Regions from separate parts of the Homo sapiens genome. Here all the other regions are linked to region 3. Evidence: chromatin loops called from intact Hi-C (ENCODE). Cell type or tissue: B cell. All regions are shown on one strand.

Region 1 (8,000 bases), 230 kb after region 3:
CAGCCATTATTCCAGAGATCACAAGATTTGCAACTTCCCCAATTACTCCTGTAAATAACATCACTATTGTGGTGTTAGAACCCAAGATGGGCCTTTTGAGATGTCTTTTCCACCTTTTGCATTTCTGATGACCAGGTGGCCCCACCTGGACCCTCAACTCTTGGCTCAGCCAGTCCTGTGGCCCCACCTAGAAAGGGACTCAGTACACCAGGACCATTTTCCAAACCCCTATGATTGCATTCCCAGCCAATCAGCAGCACCCATTCCCTTAGTCCTTGACCCACCAAACTATCTTTGAAAAACCGTAGCCTCTGAGGTTGATTTGAGTAATAACCTGTCTCCCATGTTGTGTGGCTGGCCTTGTGTCAATTAAACTCTTCTCTTTTTTTTTTGAGATGGAGTCTCGCCCTGTTGCCCAGGCTGGAGTGCAGTGGCAGGAACTTGGTTCACTGCAACCTCCGCCTCCCAGGTTCCAGTGATTCTCCTGCCTCAGCCTCCTGAGCAGCCGCGATTACAGGCGTGTACCACCACGCCCGGCTAATTTTTATATTTTTAGTAGAGACGGGGTTTCACCATGTTGGTCAGGCTGGTCTCGAACTCCTGACCTGGTGATCTGCCCGCCTTGGCCTCCCAAAGTGCTGGGATTACAGGTGTAGGCCACCACGCCTGGCCTAAACTCTTTCTTGTTGCAATGCCATGGTCTCAGTGAATTGCTTTTGTCTGTGGAGTGGGCAGGAAGAACCCATTGGGCAATTACAAGCAGCCCAGGGAGCTCGGGCCTGCAGTCAGAGCTGGACACTGTGTGGATCACTCACGATGCTTAATAATTACTCTCCATCAGTCTGCTTAGAATGGCAGCAAATCCCTTCGTGATCCATCACATCTTTCTTGCAGGCTGGTGCAGTGTTTACCTCCACTGTAATGAAATGTGTTTCCCTTGAGGGGGTGGTTATTGGTATTTATAGAGCATCTTATAGCTGAAGAGCTCCAGAAGCAACAATTACCTCTTTAATCCTCTTAGCTTGTCTCTGAAAAGAGGGATGTGAACCGTAGCATAGTGCTGGCTCCTGCCTCCTCTCCTTTCTTCACCCCACCCCTGCCCACTAGAGTTTGCAGACTGTGCCCAGCAGCACTTTGGGAAGCTGGGGGTGGTTCTGGAGGGAATGAGGCCCTTCCCGCAGGTCACCTTTGGAGCTGGGTGGAGATGTAGGGCCACTTAGGGGACCTCCAGGTCAGCGCTTGCATCCACTTGTTTTATAACACCCGGTAGCCAAAATGGAGAAGTAACTTTCTTCCTGCTAAAGAAATCTCACCGGCCACTTTCACTCTTTATGCTCCAGGAAAGAAAGTTGGAATAATAGAATTTTTTTTTCTCTCGAAGCAGTGAATTCTTCTGTCTTGGGAGCCAGATTCAGAGGAATAGCAGAGAAAATGAAAAAGGATGAGGCCTGGGAACCTGCGGAACTTTTCCTGAGTGCTAATGGGTTTTTTCCCCCATATGCGTGTATACGTGACACACACATTTGCATTGATACCTACTGGGCCAGCTTGATGAACAGCCTGTGGCTGTGACTGTCTTTTGTTATGCACATGTAATTGCATTTAGTGGTAGCACCTGAAGATAGACTGCCAGGCGATAGGGCTAATTTTGGTCTCTGAACTCACCAAAGGGATGTCACGACGGTGCTGGAGAGCTCCTTGTTCACAGCCGCGCTTTCTGTTACTAAGGGTGGAAGAGACCTCCATAAATAACATTGCCGCTGCCGCTGTGGTTCAGGACGTTTTCAGATGGTAGGATCTCATATTTCAGGTGGTTAATAACCCTTTCCCTGCCCACATTACGGTGCTAGCTAAGTGTGCAAAAGAGATAATATGGTTAGAAAAATACTCATTTCTAGATCCCTGTTCCCATTTTTCTTTCTAATCTCTCATTCTAATGCCCAGCTTCCTCCCTGCCCTGCATTGCTGTCTGGGTGGACCTGGGTGTAGCCCCTATATTCTACCCTGTGGGAGACTCCATTCTGTGTTTGTGGAGCATCATTCAGTCTCATGCTTTATATTTTAATTTAATTTAATTTTTCTTTGAGACAAGGTCTCATTTGGTCACTCAGGCTGGAGTGCAGTGGCGTGATCATAGCTCACTGCAGCCTCAACCTCCTGGGCTCAAGCAGTCCTCCACTTCAGCCTCCCAAGTAGCTGAGACTACAGGTGTGCACCACCACGCCTGGCTAACTTTTGCATTTTTTGTAGAGACAGGGTCTTGCTGTGTTGCCCAGGCTGTTCTTGACCTCCTGGGCTCAAGCAATCTGCCCGCCTTTGCGTCCCAAAGTGCTGGGATTACAGCAGTCTCATGTTTAATTTTTCTTTAATTTCTATTTTTTAAAAATTTATTTATAAATTTTATTTTTTGTAGAGATGTGGTCTTGTTATGTTGCTTAGGGTCATCTCAAACTCCTGGCCTCAAGTGATCCTCTCGCCTGGGCCTCCCAAAGCAGTGGGATTACAGGCTGGAGTCATCACACCTGGCCTCTAAAAAAAGAGATCCAATTTTAATTTTTTTTTCCTTTTTGAGACAGAGTCTCACTCTGTTGCCCAGGCTGGAGTGCAGTGGCGTGATCTCGGCTCACTACAACCGCCGCCTCCCAGGTTCAAGTGATTCTCCTGCCTTTGCCTCCCTAGTAGCTGAGATTACAGGCGTGCACCACCATGAGCAGCTAATTGTTGTATTTTTAGTAGAGATCAGGTTTTGCCATGTTGGCCAGGCTGGTCTCAAACTGCTGACTTCAGGTGATTTACCCACTTCGGCCTCCCAAAGTGCTCCCAAAGGCATGAGCCACTGTGCTTGGCCTCCAGTTTTAATTTTCTTAATGAGCTGATTTTATAGCTGGTGACCCGGTGACTTCATGGGGGTGTGAGGTTGGTGCCCGCAGCCACAATCCTGGACTCGTAGAAGGCAGGCTTGGGTGGCGTTCCAAATGCTTCACTGCGCGCATCCAAGTGTCTGTCACCCATGAGCTTTGCAATAAGGAAGACATAAATATGCACCAGCTGGGCTCTGAGCTCCGGCTCAGCCTCCTCCCTGCTTTCAGCTTCCCACCGGGCATTGCAATCCCTGCTTCCGGCCCCGCCTGCTCTGCGGCTGGCAACACCAAGTCGCCATCTCTCTTCGTGTTTCACCTCCAGATACAGGAAAACGCGTGAACTCTGTGTTTGGAGGGAGGAGGGCCAATTACAGGAGATCCTGGGCTAAAACAGGAAGAAGAAACATGATTAAGGACTTTAAACAGGGATCACACAATCGTTCTTCTGCCTCCTTCCCTGCAGGAAGGCAGAGATCGGAGATGGAGAGCTGTCATTATCCTCCTTAATTATAGGAGAGAGCAGAAGTTCTTGGAAACACCAGCCAAGTCAGGGAGCCACTGGCAGCTGAGCTTACTTGTTCTTCCAAGATGGTGGAAGCCAGGCAGGGAAATAGCTGCGGGGAGGGTGAGCTCATTCACGGGGACCACTCAGCAGTGGAAGCGATGACGTCCCCTGGCCTCAGATGTGGAAAGTGTCTTCCAGGGGGCAGCTCGTGGAGGAGAGCCTAGCTTGTGGCTCTCTTGAGATGTTCTCCAGGTTTCTAACATGTGGCATGTGACTCCAGTGGAGAGGCCACTCTGCAGCTGCTCCTGTGGGCACAGTGACTCTGGGGGGGAGGGGGTGGGGCTGGGCTGGGCGTGTCATGGGAGGGCAGGTGTGATGACCAGGAAGCAGGGGTACCTCATGGTGTGCCCCGCAGAAATCTCTGCCCTTACTGGCTTCTTCCCTTCTCCTCCTACCCCAGGCCTTTTCTGTAATGTCACCGATTACCATCTGGTGTGGAAAGATTTGCTTTTCAGATTGGTGTGCTGAGCACAGCCGGACAGAGAGGAGGCTTTCGGGAAGGAAAGTCGCCTTCACGTCTTGCATGTTTTCACCGCTCCCCATACGGGTATTTCTAAGCAAGAATGCACACGGGCCTGAAATAGAATGCATTAGTAAGTGTAACCGAGAGGCGAAGTGTATTTTTAGCGAACATGGCTAAGGCAGATTATTACAGCGAGTGAGTGAGACCGAGCTAGGGGAGGAGGAGCTCCTGGGGTAGAGAGACGTGGCTGCCTCTCGGCTGTCCCTGGGGAGCAGAAGGACTGTGGCCAGTGGTGGCTCCTGGGATGGTCAGAGCTTCCTGGGGATTCTTTCTGGTTGTGGAGCTCCTCGTGCCCCCTGTCGTGGGGGAGGGAGTAGAAACAGGCAGCACAATGGTGGTGAAGCTTGGGCCCCAGGTTCAGTGGCGAGGTGGCCCCAGCTGCAAATGTGTCTGCTGCCACCTGCCTGTCCCAGGTGGAGGAGAGGGGAGGGCTGGTCACAGGGAGCCGGTGGGTCTGCAGGCTGCAGAGGCACTGCTCGTTGGGCCTGTAGGTGCTTTGGGAGTCCTGGAAGGGAGGGTGGGGCTTCGATTGTGACTACCAGATTGTGGCGTCTCTGCCACACCGCTCAAAACTCTAATTCAGCTTCTTTATCTGCAAACAGGAAATGTTAACGTTTTCTCGAGGAGTCATGAGTTCAAACAGGGTCACCGATAAGGGAGGGTTGGAACTTTCAGAAGAAAATTGCTAAATATGCCAAGATGTCATATTATTTTTTTCCCAGCATATTAACTAGGGCTTAAGACCTGATAGCCCTGTGAGTATGCGTCTGTCTCTTGTAGCAGCGCTGTTCGCTTAACAGAGCCAAATTCAGCCCAGAGTGAGTCTTTGGTGTCCATCCCAGGCTCTGGCTACCATGTCACCCAGACGGCCTGATTTGAAGGCAGTTTCCTTCCCAGGGACCACGGCAGAGTGCCACAAGATTAGCAGAGAGTCTCGTCTCCAGCTTGTTGACGTACGCTACAGGTCTTGGGATTTGCCAGCATCTTATAATTTTGTACAATAAATGAAGCACCCATGCAGTGCACACACACACGTACACATGCTATTAATTCTATGAGTCTTGGGACTTGCCAGTCTCTTTTTTTTTTTTTGAGACAGAGTCTCGCTCTGTCACCCAGGCTGGAGTACAGTGGCACGATCCCAGCTCACTGCAAGCTCCGCCTCCCAGGTTCTGGCCATTCTCCTGCCTCAGCCTCTGGAGTAGCTGGGACTACAGGTGCCCACCACCACACCTGGCTAATTTTTTGTATTTTTAGTAGAGATGGGGTTTCACTGTGTTAGCCAGGATGGTCTTGATCTCCTGACCTCGTGATCTGCCTGCCTCGGTCTCCCAAAGTGCTGGGACTACAGGCATGAGCCACTGCACCTGGCGGGGACTTGTCAGTCTCTTATAATTGCTTATGATAAATCATGCACCATGTACCCACGTGTGCATGTGTGCGCGTGCACACACACACACACACACACGTACAGACACTATTAGTTCTGTTTTTCTGGAGAACCCTAGTACAACTATCTGCTGAGTAAACTCCTTCTTTGTAGCCCAGCCAAAATGCCAGCTTCTCTGTTACAAGATTTTATAAAAAGGCAGCAATGAAGCAGAGCCGTGGAATTTGGGGTCTCTCTCAGTTTAATCTTTGTGTTACAGGCAGTGAGCCAGAGGCTTACAGCCCCGAGGGGCCCACTTTTAAAACATTTCATGCATTACCAGGCACTGTGGTTCATGCCTGTAGTCTCAGCTACTTGGGAGGCTGAGAAGGGAGGATCACTTGAGCCCAGGAGTTTGAGGCTGCAGTGAGCCATGATCGCACCACTACACCCCAGCGTGGGTGACAGAATGAGATCCTGTCTCTAAAAATGTAAAAATAAAAAAATTCACACATAAAACAAAACTGGGCAAAAGGAGAAATTTAGGAGCTAATTAAAAGAAAAAAAACACCTTTTATTTTAGGTTCAGGGGTACATGTGTAAGTTTGTGATATAGGTAAACTCATGTCATGGGGGTTTGTTGTACAGATTATTTCATCACCCAACTACTAAGCCTAGTAACCAATAGTGATTTCTTCTGATCCCCTTCCTCCTCCCATCCTCCACCCTGAAGGAGGCCCCGGTGTCAGCTGTCCCTCGCATTATGTTCATATGTTCTCATCATTTTAGGAGCTAAATTTTTTCATTAAAATAGGCTTCTCCTCAAGGTCTCTTTATCGGGTTTCCTCTTTTATATGGAAAATTTTGATTTATGTGAACTCTTCCAGGAATACATGGATTATTTCAAATGAACTACCCCACACTTCTTCCAGCCTCTAATTCATAAAATTGAGTGACCTTATTGATCAATTCACAAGGCTTATAATTTGATGACTTATTTCATGGACTGTCCTCTAACAGCTAACATGGACCTGGGAGTTGGCCTGTGGCAGAGACAGCCTGAGTTGATTTGTACTTTTGTTGATTTGAGTTTGATTTTATTGGGTTGACTCCAAAGTCATCCTTGAATCCTTTTCAAATCAATGCCTGCAGCGAGCTCAGCTCATCATTGCAATGCCACAGATCCCAGAAGAAAGGTGTCACGTAACTGGAATCACTTCTTGTGGATCCTACAAGGGGCTTTTGTCCTCAGAAAGATGCAGTCTGTTCTGAGGAGTCACTGGGACTGTGATTTTTCTGTCTGTTCTAACAGCAGAATGTTGGTTCTCTGTAGACCCTGAGGAGTATTCAGCAAATGTCAATATTAGCTGAAATGGGAAGTGTGGATTTGGGACAACAAATTACCTATAGCATAAAAATACCTATTTAATACATGCTTGTTAAATAGACATGGGTTCATGGCTCCTCCAGCCATGTTGAAATAAGCTTGGCATTTCAGGATCTCAACAGAGCAACTTCACTTGATGAACACAAGCCTGGGAAATACGAGGGTATTTCCTAAAGTGCCAGGAAACCTCTTTTCCAAGCTCCACTCCCTTCACAGCCATCATTCCCTCTAATTCTCCCAACCCCATTCACTCTAAGTAGAAGAGACTGCTAACAACTTGCTATTGTACTTCACAGAGTTGGAAGTCTGGGTCAAGTTTCCAGTGTTGACTGTTGAATGGGTGCAGATTTTTTTTTCTGAGGATGGAGGCCTTCCAAGCCCCCTGAAATCGCAGAGGTGGGTGCCCAAATCCCAGATGTGATGGTGGTTAACACTCAGTGCTTCCCCTGTGCACCCTGGATGAGTATAGTATGAGGAAATGACTATCTTTAGAGTGTCTTCTGCAGGGCACAAAATGAGGGGTTGATTCCATGGATCAACTCACTATGAACATAAGCAGTGACTCCAGTTAGTGCAGATGGCAGAGGAGATTTTCATGAATACAGACTGTCTCCCTCAGTGGTCCCCAACCTTTTTGGCACCAGGGACTGGTTTCATGGAAGACAAATGTTTCCGTGGACTGGGATGGGGGATGGTTTCGGGATGATTCAAGCACATGACATTTATTGTGCACTTTACTTCTGTTATTATTACATTGTAATATATAATATATAACGAGATAATTCTACAACTCACCATCATGTAGAGCCAGTGGGAGCCCTGAGCTTGTTTTCCTGTAACTAGACAGTCCCATCTGGAGGTGATGGGAGACAGTGACAGATCATCAGGCATTAGATTCTCATAAGGAGTGTGGAACCTAGATCCCTCGCGTGCGCAGTTCACAATAGGGTTCATACTCCCGTGAGAATCTAATGGCGCCGCTGATCTGACGGAGGCGGAGCTCAGGCGGTGATGCGAGGGATGGGGAGCGGCTGTAAATACAGATGAGGTTTCGCTCACTTGCCGTCCCCCTCCTGCTGTGCAGCCTTTTATTTATTTATGTATTTATTTTTTGACATGGAGTCTCGCTCTGAGGCCCAGGCTAGAGTGCAGTGGTGTGATCTCGGCTCACTGCAAGCTCCGCCTCCCAGGTTCATGCCATTCTCCTGCCTCAGTCTCCCGAGTAGCTGGGACTACTGGCGCCCGCCACCGTGCCTGGCTAATTTTTTTATATTTTTAGTAGAGACAGGGAGTTT
Region 2 (8,000 bases), 400 kb after region 3:
GAGAACCTTCTTGCTGTGGGGAACTCTTTCTGCAGAGTCCTGAGGCATTGTGGGGCATCACATGGCTGGGGGGCTGAGCGTGCTCATGTGCTAGCTTAGGTCTCCCTTCCTCTTAAAAAACCACCAGCCCACTCCTGTGATGACCCATTAATCCACAAATGGGTTAATCTATTCATAAGGGCAGAACCCTTGTGATTCAGTCACCTCTAAAAGGCCCCACCTCACAATACTGCCACATTAGGGATTGCATTTCAGTGTGAGTTTTGGAGGAAACAAATATTCATACCATAGCACAGAGTTGTCCTTATTATGCACACTGATAGAGATGATCAGAAAATAAGAAATTATGTTTAAAAACACACATACAATGAACCACAAACACCCTAATTCATTCCCAACATATGAGTGCTTGAAAGATGTTTTCTTCCATTGGAATGTGCCTGGTTATCTGAAGCCTGAGTGTGACCTGAGCCAACCATGTGACAACGTTAATTACTGATGTGCAAAAATTAAAGAACACTCAATTCTGCACCATCATCTCTGAATGTGGGCACTTTCCCAGAATGATGAGGAACATTATACAGTATGAGTTCAATCCCCCTAAGTCTGACAGTGAACTGAAATTAGATGGTTGTTCAAAACAGACTTCCCTCTCTGTTTTTCATCTTACTATTTTCATCTCATCTTTTTCTTTTACAATTGGCTTCCCACTTTCTAAATAAATGTTGCCATACCCCAGTAGCTTTAGTGCAATGCCTAGGATCATTTTGGCCTGTGTTCCTGATGCTTCATTATCTCGTTTGAATGAAAGAGCAGCACTGGGTCCTCCAATTTCAGTAGGTGCTATTCAGGGCACCTGTTGGCTTGACATGGTCATGGGTTTGAGTTGTGAAATATGGACCCTTCCATGTGGGTATCAGCACAGAGAAAGCACAGGACATTAGTGGTAGGAAAGAAAAAAGAAACAATACCTTTCCCCTAGATTCCAGTGCATTATTTTGTTTCCCTTCCACTTACTTATCCTCATATAAATGCAAGTGTTCAGAGCTAGAAACCTCAAAGATGCTTCCTGAATTCAAGCCCAGCGTCTTCAATCTGGGGCACAGAGTATGTGAAGGAAGCTGCAGGATACACCCCAGCAGTTCTGTGTCATTAACAGTATTTCATACAGGAATAGCTTCTAAATTCACCTTGTAAGCATCCACAGTGAATCTGAAACAAGCTTTCTGAGATTTCCCTTTCTAAGGTGATTTGGTGTATGTGGGTTCTCACATCAGTGAAGCTAGGAAATCCAAGCTACAAGAGTTAATCTCTGTTTCAAGGCGGGTAAACACCTTAATGTTTTCTGAGACTCCTGGTGCTAATTTTCATGTTTAAAATGCCCACAGAAATATATATTACCCTTTGACAAAAAGTTACCAAAAGATTCAAAGAAGGAAATGACAGTATTCCTTTAAATGTGTTAGTGTTTCAAAGTCTTGCTAAGAAATAGTAGAAGAAGTATTACTAATACTACTTGCTAAGAAATATTAGTTGCTAATACTATTATACTTGCTAAGAAATGTTATTTTTTTCATATTCTTATCCTGAGAGGAGTAATGGGTTGGCCATGTAGCCTTAAATCTTTATCCTTAGGACACCCTGGATCTTAACCTTTAAAAATCAGACTTATTATCAAATAAATGTATTCAGCCTAGATAAATTTAAAATGGGCACGGAAGCCACGAAGTTATCAGCTCTGAAGTATCTAAAGTTGAACCCTTTCCCATGACCTAAGATTCTCAGTAATTTAGTAATAAATGACTTACCAGTGGTTCTCAAACTTGGCTGCACGTTTGAATCACTGGAGAAACTATAAAGAACTTGTTACGCCTAGGCCACGCCGCAGGCCAATCAAATCATAATCTCCAAAAATGTTCCAGTTATTAGTACATTTGGAACTCCTCAGATAATTCTAGCACGTATCTGAGCTTGAGACCCATTGGATTAGGCCGTTCCTGCATTGCTATACAGAAATACCTGAGCCTGGGTAATTTATAGGAAAAGAGGTTTAATTGGCTCACAGTTCTGCAGGCTGTACAGGAAGCATAGTGCTGGCATCTGCTCGGCTTTTAGGGAGACCTCAGGAAACTTACACTCATGATGGAAGGCAAAGGGGGAGCAGGCATGTCACATGGTGAAAGCAGGATCGAGAGAGAGTGGGAGGGGGAGGTGCCACACAAGAAGCCACTGTCGCAAAGACAGCACCAAGCCATGAGGGATCCACCCCCATGACTTGAACACTGCCCTCTAGACCCCATGTTCAAGCATTGAGGATTGAAATTCAAGATGAGATTTGGGCAAGAAAAACTATCCAAACTGTATCACCCATTCACTGGTAACTTCTCATGGATGGTAACAGAAATAGGAAAGAAATACACAGTCAAATCTTAGAACCTTTTTTCATTCTGGTGTGTAGCTTTGGAATGTCTGGAGTCTGTAAGACTTTTGGAAGGTGAGAATTAATTGTTCATTCATTCATTCATTCTTCCATAAACATTCCTTGAGTGTTGATATGTGCTGGATTTTTCACACTGGATTTTTCACACTGAACTGGACCTAACTTATTTCTCCTTTGGTCGAAAGACCGCCAGGCCTCAGCTGGACCTCTAGAGCCATTCTAGACAAGAGCAAATCACTTGGGCGTTTCTGTATTAGTCCAGGCATTGTGGATGCTGATGTGGGAGAAGGAAAAGTGGGTCTTTTCTGTGTAAACAACTTCATGTCTCAAGAAAATTCTGTTCTGTGTCCAGCTGACAAACTTGTCTGTGCAGATAAAGAACCTATTGATGCACAAGTTGTCACCAGGCTTCTGTGTAGCAAAGACTATTCCAGAGAACACTGAATATGGACTTAGAGTCAAAGTTGATGGTTCTCATAGATACCTTAATGCACTTTGCCTCATTATAAGTTTAGATTCATTGATTGTTAGAGTTGGAAGAGACCTTGGGGACTTTCTGGTCTGGCTGGTTGATTTCTAGACAAGGAAACCGAGACCCAGGAAGGGGATGTGACCAGAATGTGGTCATAGTGTCAGAGACAGAACCAGCTCGTTGATGCCCCTCCTGTGGGACCATTACAGGCTCTAGCACTGCATCCCTACACATATGAGTGCTAGCTATGCCCCCACAGTGGGTACCCTGCATTGTACTAAGGAGGCCTGGGGTGCTATTAAGAAAATACCTTCAGGACCAGCCTGGGTAACATGGTGAAATCCCATCTCTACAAAAATATGCCAAAATTAGCTGGGTGTGGTGGCACATGCCTGTGGTCCTAGCTACTTGGGAGACTGAGGTGGGAGGATCACTTGAGCCTGGGAGGCAGAGGTTGCAGTGAACCGAAACCACACCACTGCGCTCCAGCCTGGGTGACGGAGTGAGAGACCCTGTTTCAAAAAAAAGAGAAAAGAAAAAAACCGCCATTTGTGCACAAGGGTTTTTATTGTCATTTGTTTGTTTGTTTATAAGGATTCAAGGAAAAACTCATTTCACAATCAGTATCAACATGTAGTACTTAATCTTTAAAAAACAACAACAAAACTAGCTTACAGACTTAAGAGCTTAGTTGATTTAGGTATCATAGTCTTGGCTCCTTAGTTGCCCATTGAGTATAGCTCCATCTTCTGGCAGCAAAGAGAGGTGATTTGAAGCTTAGGATTTTGAATTCTGCTCATTTCTTGAAGTGGCCTATGGTCTACAACACAAGATCTCTAACTATACAGTAATATGTTACATGTGTGTGTGTATATACATTTTTTTTACATAAACACATATATATACACGTGGATAGATAAATAACAAGATGACATATTTTGATGTTCATTTAACAAATGAGAAATCAAATCAGAAAGTATTTAACGACTTGTTCAAAGTCTTGCAGTTAGATGTATCAGAGCTAAGACGCAAGCTAATCTCTTGATTGCTTGTGCAATTCCACTAATCAGTATGCATTTCTTTTTGTGTGCACTTTTATGGATATATTTTGGTAAACTTGGTGAACTTGGTTAATGATTTTCATCAAGAACTTTTTAAAAGCACCTTTCTGGCCAGGCACGGTGGCTCATGCCTGTAATCCCAGCACTTTGGGAGGCCGAGGCAGGCTGATCACGAGGTCAAGAGATCGAGACCATCCTGGCCAACATGGTGAAACCCCGTCTCTACTAAAAATACAAAAATTAGCTGAGTGTGGTGGCGCATGCCTGTAGTTCCAGCTACTCGGGAGGCTGAGGCAGGAGAATCGCTTGAACCTAGGAGGCTGAGGTTGCATTGAGCTGAGATTGTGCCACTGCACTCCAGCCTAGTGATGGAGAGAGACTCTGTCTCATAAAAATAAATAAATAAATAAATAAATAAATAAAAACACCTTTCTGTAAAAGTTGGGCAATACAACAGTTTAGCAACTTGACTGTTCTTGGGTTCAGTGAGAGAATGAAGCGCTAATGCTTAAGACATTTATTGTCTACACTAAATTAACTTTCTCCTTTGCAGCTAGAATGGTGCTGTCTTGGAGGACTGAGAAAGTAGTCACTTGAATCATTTTCTGTGTTCTGTGGTTCAGATGAAGAGCCCCAGTTGAGGAAAAACTGGAAAGTGAGAATCTTCTACTCTAGTACTTTCTGAAGTGTTTACTCACTGGTTTGATATGTATCCCTCTAGATGTTTTACTCTGCCTGTAAGATCATTTAAATATACACACACACATTTACATACAAACAGATACCTGGATACAATGCAGTACAGACAGCAAGGTGATCCAAGAACTGGGGTGGGCCAGGTGCGGTGGCTCACACCTGTAATCCCAGCACCTTGGGAGGCTGAGGCGGGCGGATCAACTGAGGCCAGGAGTTCGAGACAGCCTGACCAATGTGGTGAAACCCTGTCTCTACTAAAAATACAAAAATTAGCTGGGCATGGTGGCACGTACCTGTAGTCCTAGCTACTCGGGAGGCTGAGAGGAGAATTGCTTGAGCCCAGGAGGTGGAGGTTGCAGTGAGCCGAGATCGTGCCACTGCACTCCAGCCTGGGTGACAGAATGAGACTCTGTCTCAAAAAAAACAAAGAACTGGGGTGACCCAGAGGAAAGGTGATTGGTGCTGCAAGCTGTGAGAAACAGCAAAGGGTTCTCAGTGGAGGTGATAGAGAAATGAGTCTTAAAGGATGAGTATTTTCGTAAGAAGACAGGAGAGTGATGAGCACACTCAGAGACGAAGGTGTGCATGGCTGGGGAGGGCGGGGTGTGCGAGACCTGCCGGGGTTCAGTAAAATGTTGGTGTGGGGCAGGGTGGAAGATGATGTGGGATGGGCAAGTAAAGACCAAGTGATAGGGGAGGGGGGCAGGGAAGTGCTTGGGAAAGGGAAAGTCATGGTCCATGCCTAGTGCTCCACCCCCAGGCCTATGTGCACAAAACTAGGTAAGGACAGGCATTTCTGTTTTTGTGCCCAAATGTTGCCTTCCCCAAGACCACCCTGGCCCACCATGTCCCCATCCTGTGCCTATAAAAACCCTGAGACCCTAGTGGGCACACACACAAATGGCTGGACATCAAGAGGAATGCACCGGCAGACCCACAGGCAGCAGAAGACACCATCAGGCCATTGACCAGCAGAAGGACGTGGAGTTTGGCTGGGGCAGTTGGAGGAGAGCCCAGCCGCTGGGCAGCATGACTCCAGGGGAAACCACCTTCCCACTCCATTCCCCTTCTGGCCTCCCCTTCCACCTCACTGAGAGCTACCACTCCATAAGAAACTTTGCACTCATTCTCCAAGCCCACGTGTGATCCGATTTTTCCGGTACACCAAGGCAAGAACCCCAGGATACAGAAAGCCCTCTGTCCTTGTGATAAGGCAGAGGGTCTAATAGAGCTGATTAACACAAGCTGCTTACAGATGGCAAAACTAAAAGAGCACCCTGTAACACATGCCCACTGGGGCTTCGGAAGCTGTAAGCATTCACCCCAGATGCTGCTGTGGGGTCGGAGGCCCACAGCCTGCCCGTCTGCATGCTCCCCTAGGATTATCAACAGCTGGCACTGAGAACGTGAGCCAGTCCCCCTGTCGCACACCCTGCAAGTGGGATAAGGGAACTTTTCCCATTTCACAAGTAACAAGTGACTTGTAAGCCATGCCAGTTGTTTGAACTTTCTCCTGTACTACAGGGAGCCAGTGCTGGATTTCATGCTAAGAAGTTTTATCAGTTCTATATTTTGGAGAGATCACTCAGGAGACAGCACGGAAAATGGATAGGAAGAGAGTGAGACCAGAGGGAGTTGGGGAGAACAATTAAGTGATTATAAACTGTGAGTGATCATCTGTGAGATAGGAATAATAATGCCTACTTTATAAGGCTGTTGCAGAATGAAATAACACCTGCCAATGTGCCTGTTTATTAAAATGAAAGGTATTACTTTTAATACCATCTGGCCAATATTTCAGTGCTATCACTGTTCTTGTGACTGACAATATCCCAATTTTCTCAGCATTATTTCCCACACTGATTATAATGTGAGAAAACAAGAATTTGACCCTAGTAAGGAGGAAATGATTTTTTTTTCAGTTTCGAAAAAACATAAGCGTTTACTTAGATAAACGGGAGGGTTTGCCAAGACATCACAATATTCTTCAAGTACTTTTGAGGCAATTCCATGCCAGGGAACCACGCCTCTCTTTTTGTGTGAATAAAATTTCAGCTTTCTGGGCTGCTTAGAGTGACAATGGTGGGTAGTGAAAGACCTGGTCCTCTATGGCCTTTGCTTGCGGAGAGAGGCCTTTCCCAGACTAGACTGTAAACCCGGAAGTGCCTGAAAAGCGGACCGGAAGCTGATTGCGGCTCGTTGACGTAACTTTCTCCTTGCACATTGCAGGGCAATCTGTGCCTCGCTATCCCCACCTCATCCTCTCTTATAATCAGTTTCACTCTTGTCTCTCCCTTCCGATTGTATTTTCTTACATCCCTTGTCTTCATCTGGCGTTCATAACCTAAGTAGGTCAATGCCCATTACTAGAGAATGGCAATAGCAAGGAAAGGCATTTTGTGGTCTTTTGCTTCCTCTGAATTACCTCATAATTGCTTCCAGGGATGCCCTGCAGATCAGTAAAATGATCGAATGGAAAAAGTGAGAAATGCTGAACTTTTTTTCTCCTCTCTTTTGTGCTTTGCTTTTTCTTTCTTTTTCTTAAATTTTCCTCATTTGCCATGGAGTTAAAAATTTGTGAATCCTTGAACTGGGGTACATGAGGCTGGAGGGGAAGATGTTACTCTCACTCCACAGAAGCACGTGTAGTCAGTAGCAGGCTGACCCTTTGGGTCCTGATGTTCCCTTACAAAGCTTGGGGGCTTTGTAACGGGGCCTGTTTGTACATTTGGTATCAGTTATTTTTTATGCATGAATTAATTTTAAAATGTTTTCTTGGCTTTTTCTGGAGTTTTCTTGCTTGGCTGTCAGTTACTATATGGACAGAAGTCTGCTTCAATGCCCATGTGCTTTTTTCCCATTCAAGTTGACTCTCTCTGCCTGGACCCACTTCCCTCTACCATTTCTGTGCATTATTGGAGATTATGGAGGCTTTCATGTAGGTTGCCATATAAACCATTTTCTCTCTGTATATAGATGTGTCAGCTCATGCTTACTTTGGGCCTGGTAAATGATAAGTGATGAAAATTAAGTTGAGTTTCTTTTTATCACCTGAAGTTGTTTTCAGTGACATTATTATGGCTTTGAATTACGCACATTTCAGGACATTTTGCTGTTTGAGAGTCAACATCCCTTATGGATGAAGATCCTCTTGGCCATACTTTGGAAAGAGTGTTGACCTCTGGGATTTCGCTGTGCTAGTTGACAGAATCTCCATTTTCCATTTGCCTATAACTGACATCTCTGCCTCTTTTCTCTGTTCAGTTGATTCTCTTTTTTGATGACACTAGCAGATATGGGCTAAGGAGAACCTCTTTCTAATTACTCTGGA
Region 3 (8,000 bases):
CCAGTCTGAGAACAGAGCGAGACTTTGCCTCAAAAAAAAAAAAAAAAATAGTTTGGCATGGGTGCAACAGCCCACCTAGCCTATAATCTTAACACTTTGGGAGGCCAAGGCAGGAGGATTGCTTCAGCTCAGGAGTTCAAGACCAGCCTGGGCAACATACTGAGATATTTTCTGTACTAAAATTTAAAAAACTCAGCTGGGCGTGGTGGCGCATGCCTATAGTCCCAGCTACTTGGGAGGCTGAAGTGCGAGGTTCACCTGAGCCCAGGAGGTCGAGGCTGCAGTGAGCCACTGCACTCCAGCTGGAATTACAGACGTGAGCCACCGTGCCCGGCTCATTTTAACTTAAGCATCTTCCTTTCTCCTCATCAAGTACAGAGGAAAACATGGAGTTGAAATTGTTTTGCTAGGTTCTTTTTTAGTTCACAGAATAGGCCTAAAAATAAATGATTGATATTCTTTCTCCTTTTTCTTCTTTGTACAGGATTCCCCAGCTTTCCGTTGCACAAACAGTGAAGTGACAGTCCAGCCCAGCCCCTATTTGAGTTACCGGCTACCCAAGGACTTTGTAGACCTCTCTACTGGGGAGGACGCTCACAAGCTAATAGACTTCCTTAAGCTGGTAAAGTCTATGTGCATTTAGTATGCTGGCCATCTTTTCAAATAGACCTTCAAATTGGCTTTTATATAATATTTCATTGGAATCCTGTATCACCTAGACTTTGATGGTTATGAATGGAACCAAGTTACTGAGTTAGAGCATTTTCTAATTAAATATGAAATAGGAGCTGAAGGCATAATTTATTGATTAGAATGACAGAAAATGTTTTTATGCTGTACATGCCTTTTGAACATTTTTCAAAATACTTGTAACTTTGAAGAAAGTGTGTATATTGTTAGAAGGCTGTAAGGAGAGCAGGTCTCTGCTCTGGTGGTGATTTTACTCAAGAGGGGATGTGAATATTTATATTTTTGTGTGGATTTCTGTGTAGGAGTTTTTGTATGTATGGAAGAAAGAGAAGAAAATACTCAAATACCTGAGGATAATTTGCTCAGGAGTCAAAGTGATAAACTAGTTTAATGAATTAAAGCATGGTTTTCCATGACAATTTTTAATTACATCCTTTGCCAAGACCTCTAGAAAATTACACCTGCTGAGCAGATATCCCAAGGAGCATGTGCTATTTTAACATCCCCTTGGTTTTCTTTGACAGAAGAGAAATCAGCAGGAGGACGACTGATGAGCGTACTGGAACTGGAGAAGAGGAGGCCCCGCCCCACCGCTCCGGGAGCTGCTCATCAGCCGCAACTTCCTGCCGACCCTGATGCGGGTGGGCCGAGCAGTGTGGACATCAGCCACTTTTTATATTCATGTACATTCACCTGGGGAAAAAAACGGAGGGACTTTGCTACTTGTAAAAATAACATAATAAATAGATCTTAAACATAGGAAAACCATACTGTTCTGATAATAAAATGCTTTCTATGAAATACGTTGCTTTTCTACCGAGTCATTATTTTATTTATTTATTTTAATTTTAATTTTTTGAGACAGTCTCGCTGTGTCGCCCATGCTGGAGTGCACTGGTGCGATCTCGGCTCACTGCAACCTCCACCTCCTGGTTCAAGCGATTCTCCTGCCTCAGGCTCCCAAGTAGCTGGGATTACAGGTGCATGCCACCACACCCAGCTGAGTTTTATATTTTTAGTAGAGGTAGGGTCTCACCGTGTTGGCCAGGCTGGTCTGGAACTCCTGATCCTCAAGTGATTTGCCCACCTTGGCCTCCCAAAGTGCTGGGATTATAGGTGTGAGCCACCACGCCCGCCCTGTTTTGTTTAGGGACAGTCTTGTTCTGTTGCCCAGTCTGGGGTGCAGTGGCACAATCACAGCTCACTGCAGCCTCAATCTCCTGGACTCAGGCAGTCCTGCCTCAGCCTCCTGAGTAACTGGGACTACAGGTGCACACCACCACGCCCAGCTGATTTTTGTATTTTTTTGTAGAGATGGGGTTTTGCCATGTGGCGTTTTTAAAAGGCCACCATTTTTAAGTGATGATATCAATTGTGCCTAATTTACCGAGGCTTTATGATGTGCCAGACATTCTACTAAGAGCTCTTTCTGTATTAGTTGACATCACCAAGCAATTTGAAGGATACAGACATCACAATTTCCCAGGGTACCTGCCCGACGTGGTATCCGGTGGTAATCTTCGTCCTCAGTACTTGATCTTTGTATTCAGTACATCAGATGCCCTTTTTTTCTTTTTTTTAAGTAGTAGAGATGGGGTTTCCCTGTGTTGCCCATACTGATCTCAAACTCCTGGCCTTAAGCAATCCTCCTGCGTCAGCCTTCCAAACTGCTAGGATTACAGGTGTGAGCCACTGTGTCTGGCCTCAATTGCCATTTGTGGGGCCAGTTGTTTTTTTGTTTGTTTTTGAGATGGAGTTTTGTTCTTGTTGCCGAGGCTGGAGTGCAATAGTGCCATCTTGGCTCACCGCTACCTCTGTCTCCTGGGTTCAAGCGATTCTCCTGCCTCAGCCTCCTGAGTAGCTGGGATTACAGGCATGTGGCACCATGCCCAGCTAATTTTTTATTTTAAGTAGAGATGAGGTTTCTCCATGTTGATGGGGCTTGTCTTGAACTGCTCACCTCAGGTTATCTGCTTGCCTCGACCTCCCAAAGTGCTGGGATTACAGGTGTGAGCCGCCGCCCCTGGCCTCAACTGTTTAATGTACAGGTACTTCAGAAATACTTTTGTTTTTTTAAACTGCTTACAGGTGCCTATCCACCTATGATGGATTTAGTATCAAGGGTTGATTTTAAGTTTAGCTCTGGAAGCTGGCTTTGTCAAGATGGCATTTTACCAAGCCAAAAAAAAAGTAAATATATTTGATACCAATTGAAAACATTCAGACTAGGCTGGATGTGGTGGCTCATGCCTGTAATCCCAGCACTTTGGGAGCCCGAGACCGGCAGATCATCTAAGATCAGGAATTCAAGACCAGTCTGACCAATATGGTGAAATGCCATCTCTACTAAAAATGCAAAAATTAGCTGGGTGTGGTGGTGGGCGCCTGTAGTCCCAGCTACTTGGGAGGCTGAGGCAGAAGAATGACTTGAACCTGGGAGGCGGAGGTTGCAGTGAGCTGAGATTGCACCACTGCACTCCAGCCTGGGTGACGGAGCGAGCCTCCATCCCCCACAAAAAAGAAAACTATATTCAGACTATATAAAATAAAAAGACCCAAGCAAAATTTGGCAGAGAGTTCATAAACTGTACAATTCTCATTACACTTTTGCGCACATTTTCCTGGGGAAACTGGACTTCAACTCCCAGGTCACTTTCTAAAATGTGATTTTTGTGCATTGTTTACTTAGTGTATTTAATTTTAGTTGATTTTCCTGATGTTAATATCAGGAAATATAGGATACTATGCAGGAAATATTCTCCTAAAGCCCAGTATAATTTATGCCTGCCTAAAAATTACTTCTGTTTTAAGACAGAGTCTCACTCTATCTCCCAGGCTGGAATACAGTGGCACGATCTGAGCTCACTGCAACCTCTGCCTCTTGGGTTCAAGCAATTCTCCTGCCTCAGCCTCCTGAGTAGCTGAGATTACAGGTATGCATCACCACATCCAGCTAATTTTTGTGTTTTTAGTAGAGATGGGGTTTCACTATGTTAGTCAGGCTGATCTCAAACTCCTGGCCTCAAGAGATCCGCCCGCCTCGGCCTCCCAAAGTGCTGGGATTACAGGCGTGAGCCACCGCGCCCAGCTCTTAAGTTTTGAATCGTCCTTTTATTTTACTGGCATTTGTTCTTTCTTTGAGGTACCTCAGGCTTGTGCTTGAATTCAGAAAATGGAAACCTGTGTGCTTCCTCAGCGTGTCCCTGCAGTCCTTCCTTCTGAAGAGAAGACGCTGCTGCAGTTGCCTTTGAAGGGTTGGGGTAAATATGTGCTTTGTCCTGCAGGTGGTGTCATGTCGCATGGGCCTCCTGGAGACAGCACGCTTTGCCAGTTTTGTTTTCAAGAGTCTCATTTGATTTGCATTTTCTGAGTTCGTAAGGTTTTCTCATCTCAACCATTTCTCTTTTTGATGATTGAGGATCGTTAAAAAACAAGCAGAAACCTTATGTGACAGTTTTTTTGACTAAGTTTGTTACCTGCAAAGGGTAAGAAGAGTTTTCTGGAGTCCGTTAAGTGAGATAACTCATAAACCTGTAGCGTAGTGCACTGCACGTCACAGACCACAGACAAATGGTAGCTATTGTCAATCATTCTGCTTGGCAGACTTCTGTACAGTATATGAAAGGCACGTTCTTTTTAACAGAGTCAAGAAAAAAATATATATATATATTTAGTAGAGACGGGGTTTCGCCATGTTGACCATGGCTGGTCTCAAACTCCTGACTTCAGGTGATCCATCCACCTCAGCCTCCCAAAGTGCTGGGATTGCAGGTGTGAGCCACCACGCCCAGTCCCTTCTTTTCTTTTTTGACAGATGACGAAACTGCTCCCCAAAGATGTTGACTTTCCCAAAACCTTCCCTGTAGCAGGATCTAAACATTGTTTTATTCACATGTTGTCCTTGGCTCATGCTAAGGAAAGAATAAATCACGGTAAACTTACCACTCACACACAGTGCAGGTATGTATACACCTTAGAAAGATACAGCTGAGCACGGTGGCTCACGCCTGTAATCCCAGCACTTTGGGAGGCCGAGGCGGGCAGATCACAAGGTCAGGAGATCGAGACCATCCTGGCCAACATGGTGAAACCCTGTCTCTACTAAAATACAAAAAATTAGCCGGGCACGGTGGTGCATTCCTGTAGTCCCAGCTACTCGGGAGGCTGAGGCAGGCGAATTGCTTGAACCCGGGAGGCAGAGGTTGTAGTGAGCTGAGATCACGCCACTGCACTCCAGCCTGGCAGCGGAGTGAGATTCTGTCTCCAAAAAAGAAAAAAAAAGAAAGATGCTTGAGGACTAGGCCGTGCATGGTGGCTCATGCCTGTAATCCCAGCACTTTCGGAGGCCGTGTTAGGTAGATTGCTTGAGGTTAGGAGTTCAAGACCAGCCTGGCCGACATGGTGAAACCCCGTCTCTACCAAAACTACAAAAAATTAGCCAGGTGTGGTGGTGCGCACCTGTAATCCCCACGATTTGGGAGGCTGAGGCAGGAGAATCACTTGAACCTGGGAGGCAGAGGTTGCAGTGAGCCAAGATTGTGCCACTGCACTTCAGCCTGAAACAGCAAGATTCCATCTCAAAAACAAACAAACAAAAAGATTGAGGAACAGAAATCTAAGACATCGTAACAAAAATGTAGTGAAGAAATAGCTAAAAGTTATACGGTTAGGCAAAAAGTCTGGCATGAATGACCTAAAGAGAGAATGCATTCAGGTGCGTCTTTTTTTTTTTTTTAATCAAAGAAAACCAAAATAAAATGATACTGGCAACATAGTAAGACCCTGTCTCTAAAAAAAGTTGTTTTTTTTTTTTAAAGACAAATTAGCCAGACATGCTGGTGCATGCCTGTAGTCCTAACGACATAGGAGGCTGAGGCAGGAGGATCGCTTGAGCCCAGGAGTTCAAGGCTGCAGTGAGCTATGATCTCACCACTGCACCGCCTCCCCTCCCCGCGCAAAAAAAAAAAATAGATAAAAAGGAAAGAAAGGAAGAGTCCTGGCGCGGTGGTTCACACCTATAATCCCAGCACTTTTGGAGGCCAAGGTGGGTGGATCACCTGAGGTCAGGAGTTTGAGACTAGCCTGGCCAACATGGTGAAACTCTGCCTCTACTAAAAACACAAAAAAATTAGCCAGGCATTTTGGCACGTGCCTGTAATCCCAGCTACTCAGGTGGCTGAGGCAGGAGAATTGCTTGAATTTGGGGGGTGGAGGTTGCAGTGAGCCGAGATTGTGCCACTGCACTCCAGCCTGGGCAACAGGCACAGAGCCAGGCTGAAGCCCTAGTGTTCTCCAAACTGTCACCCCAGACTCACAATATGTACTAGATAAATTGCAGGTCGTCTTCTTTTCTTCCTTCCAACTGAGTTCATTCCCCCACCCTCCCTCTGTTTTCTCCTCCTAAGAAGTCATTTTGTTCAGCCACAGTTTATAAGCAGGGCCCACTGTTTAGGTCTGAGGAACAGGACAGGGTTGTACTAAGCACTTAGGCAATGATTCTTATCTGGGAAGGGCTGACAGCTTATTCTTTAATGTCTACAAATTGCTTTGAAGACAAAAAATGCTACAAAAATGTCAAGTAATGTTATTGCTTTTAGGAACATTTGTTTTCCACCTTGTGAAAGGCATATATCTCAGGTCAATGAAAGCTCAAGCTTCCAAAGCCAGACTGAGTTTCTCTCACTTACAAAAGAAGCATAGCCTCCTTTGCATGTATTGGTAATGCTGAGAGCATTGGAGTTCTTAGTTCTTTACAAAAAAAAAAAAAGTCACCAAAGAAAGAGGACACCAGGAGGCCGGGCACGGTGGCTCATGCCTGTAATCCCAGCACTTTGGGAGGCCGAGGCAGGTGGATCATGAGGTCAGGAGATCAAGACCATCCTGGCCAACATGGTGAAACCTCGTCTCTACTAAAAATACAAAAATTAGCTGGGCGTGGTGGCACATGCCTGTAATCCCAGCTACCTGGGACCCTGAGGTAGGAGAATCACTTGAAACAGGGAGTCGGAGGTTGCAGTGAGCCGAGATCGGGCCACTGCACTCCAGCCTGGCGACAGAGTGAAACTCCGTCTAAAAAAAGAAAGAGGACACCAGGAGCTGGACGCAGTGGCTCAAGCCTGTAATCCCAGCACTTTGGGAGGCCGAGGCGGGAGGATCAATTGAGGTCAGGAGTTCGAGACCAGCCTGACCAACATGGCGAAACCCCCGTCTCTACTAAAAATACAAAAATTAGCCAGGCGTGGTACTGGGCACCTGTAATCCCAATTACTCGGGAGGCTGACGCGGGAGAATCATTTGAACTCAGGAGGCACAGGTTGCAGTGAGCCGAGATCATGCCATTTCACTCCAGCCTGGGCAACAGAGCGAGACTCTGTCTCAAAAAAAAAAAAAAAAAAAAAAGCGCCAGGTAGGGACATAGGAAAGAAGGAATGGAGAGGAAGGAATACTCTCAAATACTTTTTTTTTTTTGGAGACTGGGTCATGCTCTATTGCCCAGGCTGGAGTTCAGTGGCATGATGATAGCTCACTGCAGCCTCCAATGGCTGCCCTCAAGCGATCTTCCCAACTCAGCCTCAGATGTAGCTGGGACTATAGGCACACACCACCATGCCTGGCTGATTTTACTTTCATTTTTTTTGTTACCCAGGATGGTTTGGAACCCCTAGACTCAAGTGAACCTCCCGTCTCAGCCTCCCAAAGTGCTGGGATTACAGGCATGAGCCACGATGCCTGGCCACTCTCAGGTCCTCATGGGGAAATAAATGGAGTATAAATGGATACAGCATTGTAAACAGACAATTTAAAAGACAGTCCGTGCAGAAAGGTCACTGGTACCTCTCAATGAGTTTATAGGTATGAGGAGTGAAAAGGACATCATATGGCCACCTCTCATCACCCTTGGTGGCCACAGACTTGTCTTTTTTGAAATCAAAATGAGAATGTCCAAATCAATCTTTTTTTCTGGCCAGCAGGGGGGAAGGGGGGATGGAGTCTTGCTCTCGTAGCCCAGGCTGGGGTGAAATGGCACAATCTTGGCTCACTGCAATCTCCGCCTCCCAGGTTCAAGCAAGTCTCCCATCTCAGCCTCCCTGGTAGCTGAGATTACAGGCACCCGCCACCACGCCCGGCTAATTTTCGTATTTTTAGTAGAAACGGGGTTTCGCCTCCCAAAGTGCTGAGATTATAGGCATAAACCACCGCGCTAGGCCCGAATGAGTCTTAAGAAAGGAGAGACAAAGATCCCAGGGTATGATTTGCTCACTTCTGGATTTTGAATGCAAAATAATGCTCCCCCAAAACTCGAATAATGG

Evidence for each region. Peaks named below come from ENCODE experiments on the same cell type or tissue, not always from the same donor. Only the 100,000 strongest peaks of a DNase experiment are listed, where the experiment ranks them.
Region 1: it touches region 3 in a loop (22-fold over the local background); 17 of 110 quality-filtered maps call a loop at or near these places.
Region 2: it touches region 3 in a loop (22-fold over the local background); 79 of 110 quality-filtered maps call a loop at or near these places.

The regions. Positions count from the first base shown.
Region 1 is chr10:12,481,136-12,489,135 of GRCh38, forward strand. All of the region lies in intron 1 of CAMK1D (calcium/calmodulin dependent protein kinase ID), which reads left to right. Among named protein-coding and RNA genes, the nearest start is that of MIR4480, 94 kb to the right of the region's middle. RefSeq lists enhancers at 1,289-1,895, 3,924-3,973, 4,024-4,283. In B cell, a CTCF peak has its summit at 4,319; DNase peaks (open chromatin) are centred at 1,186, 1,596 and 4,316; H3K4me3 peaks cover 1,720 bases; H3K27ac peaks cover 2,898 bases.
Region 2 is chr10:12,653,063-12,661,062 of GRCh38, forward strand. All of the region lies in intron 2 of CAMK1D (calcium/calmodulin dependent protein kinase ID), which reads left to right. It overlaps MIR4481 (microRNA 4481), which reads right to left and starts at 135; the gene lies at 76-135. RefSeq lists an enhancer at 3,140-3,199 and a silencer at 3,528-3,822. In B cell, CTCF peaks have their summits at 3,666 (motif pointing left) and 3,865; a DNase peak (open chromatin) is centred at 3,659; H3K27ac peaks cover 789 bases.
Region 3 is chr10:12,249,097-12,257,096 of GRCh38, forward strand. CDC123 (cell division cycle 123) reads left to right here. Exons shown (of 13, transcript NM_006023.3): 12 at 485-622; 13 at 1,215-1,493. The coding sequence ends at 1,241. Among named protein-coding and RNA genes, the nearest start is that of CDC123, 57 kb to the left of the region's middle. In B cell, CTCF peaks have their summits at 3,951 (motif pointing right) and 4,151; a DNase peak (open chromatin) is centred at 3,985; H3K4me3 peaks cover 332 bases; H3K27ac peaks cover 539 bases.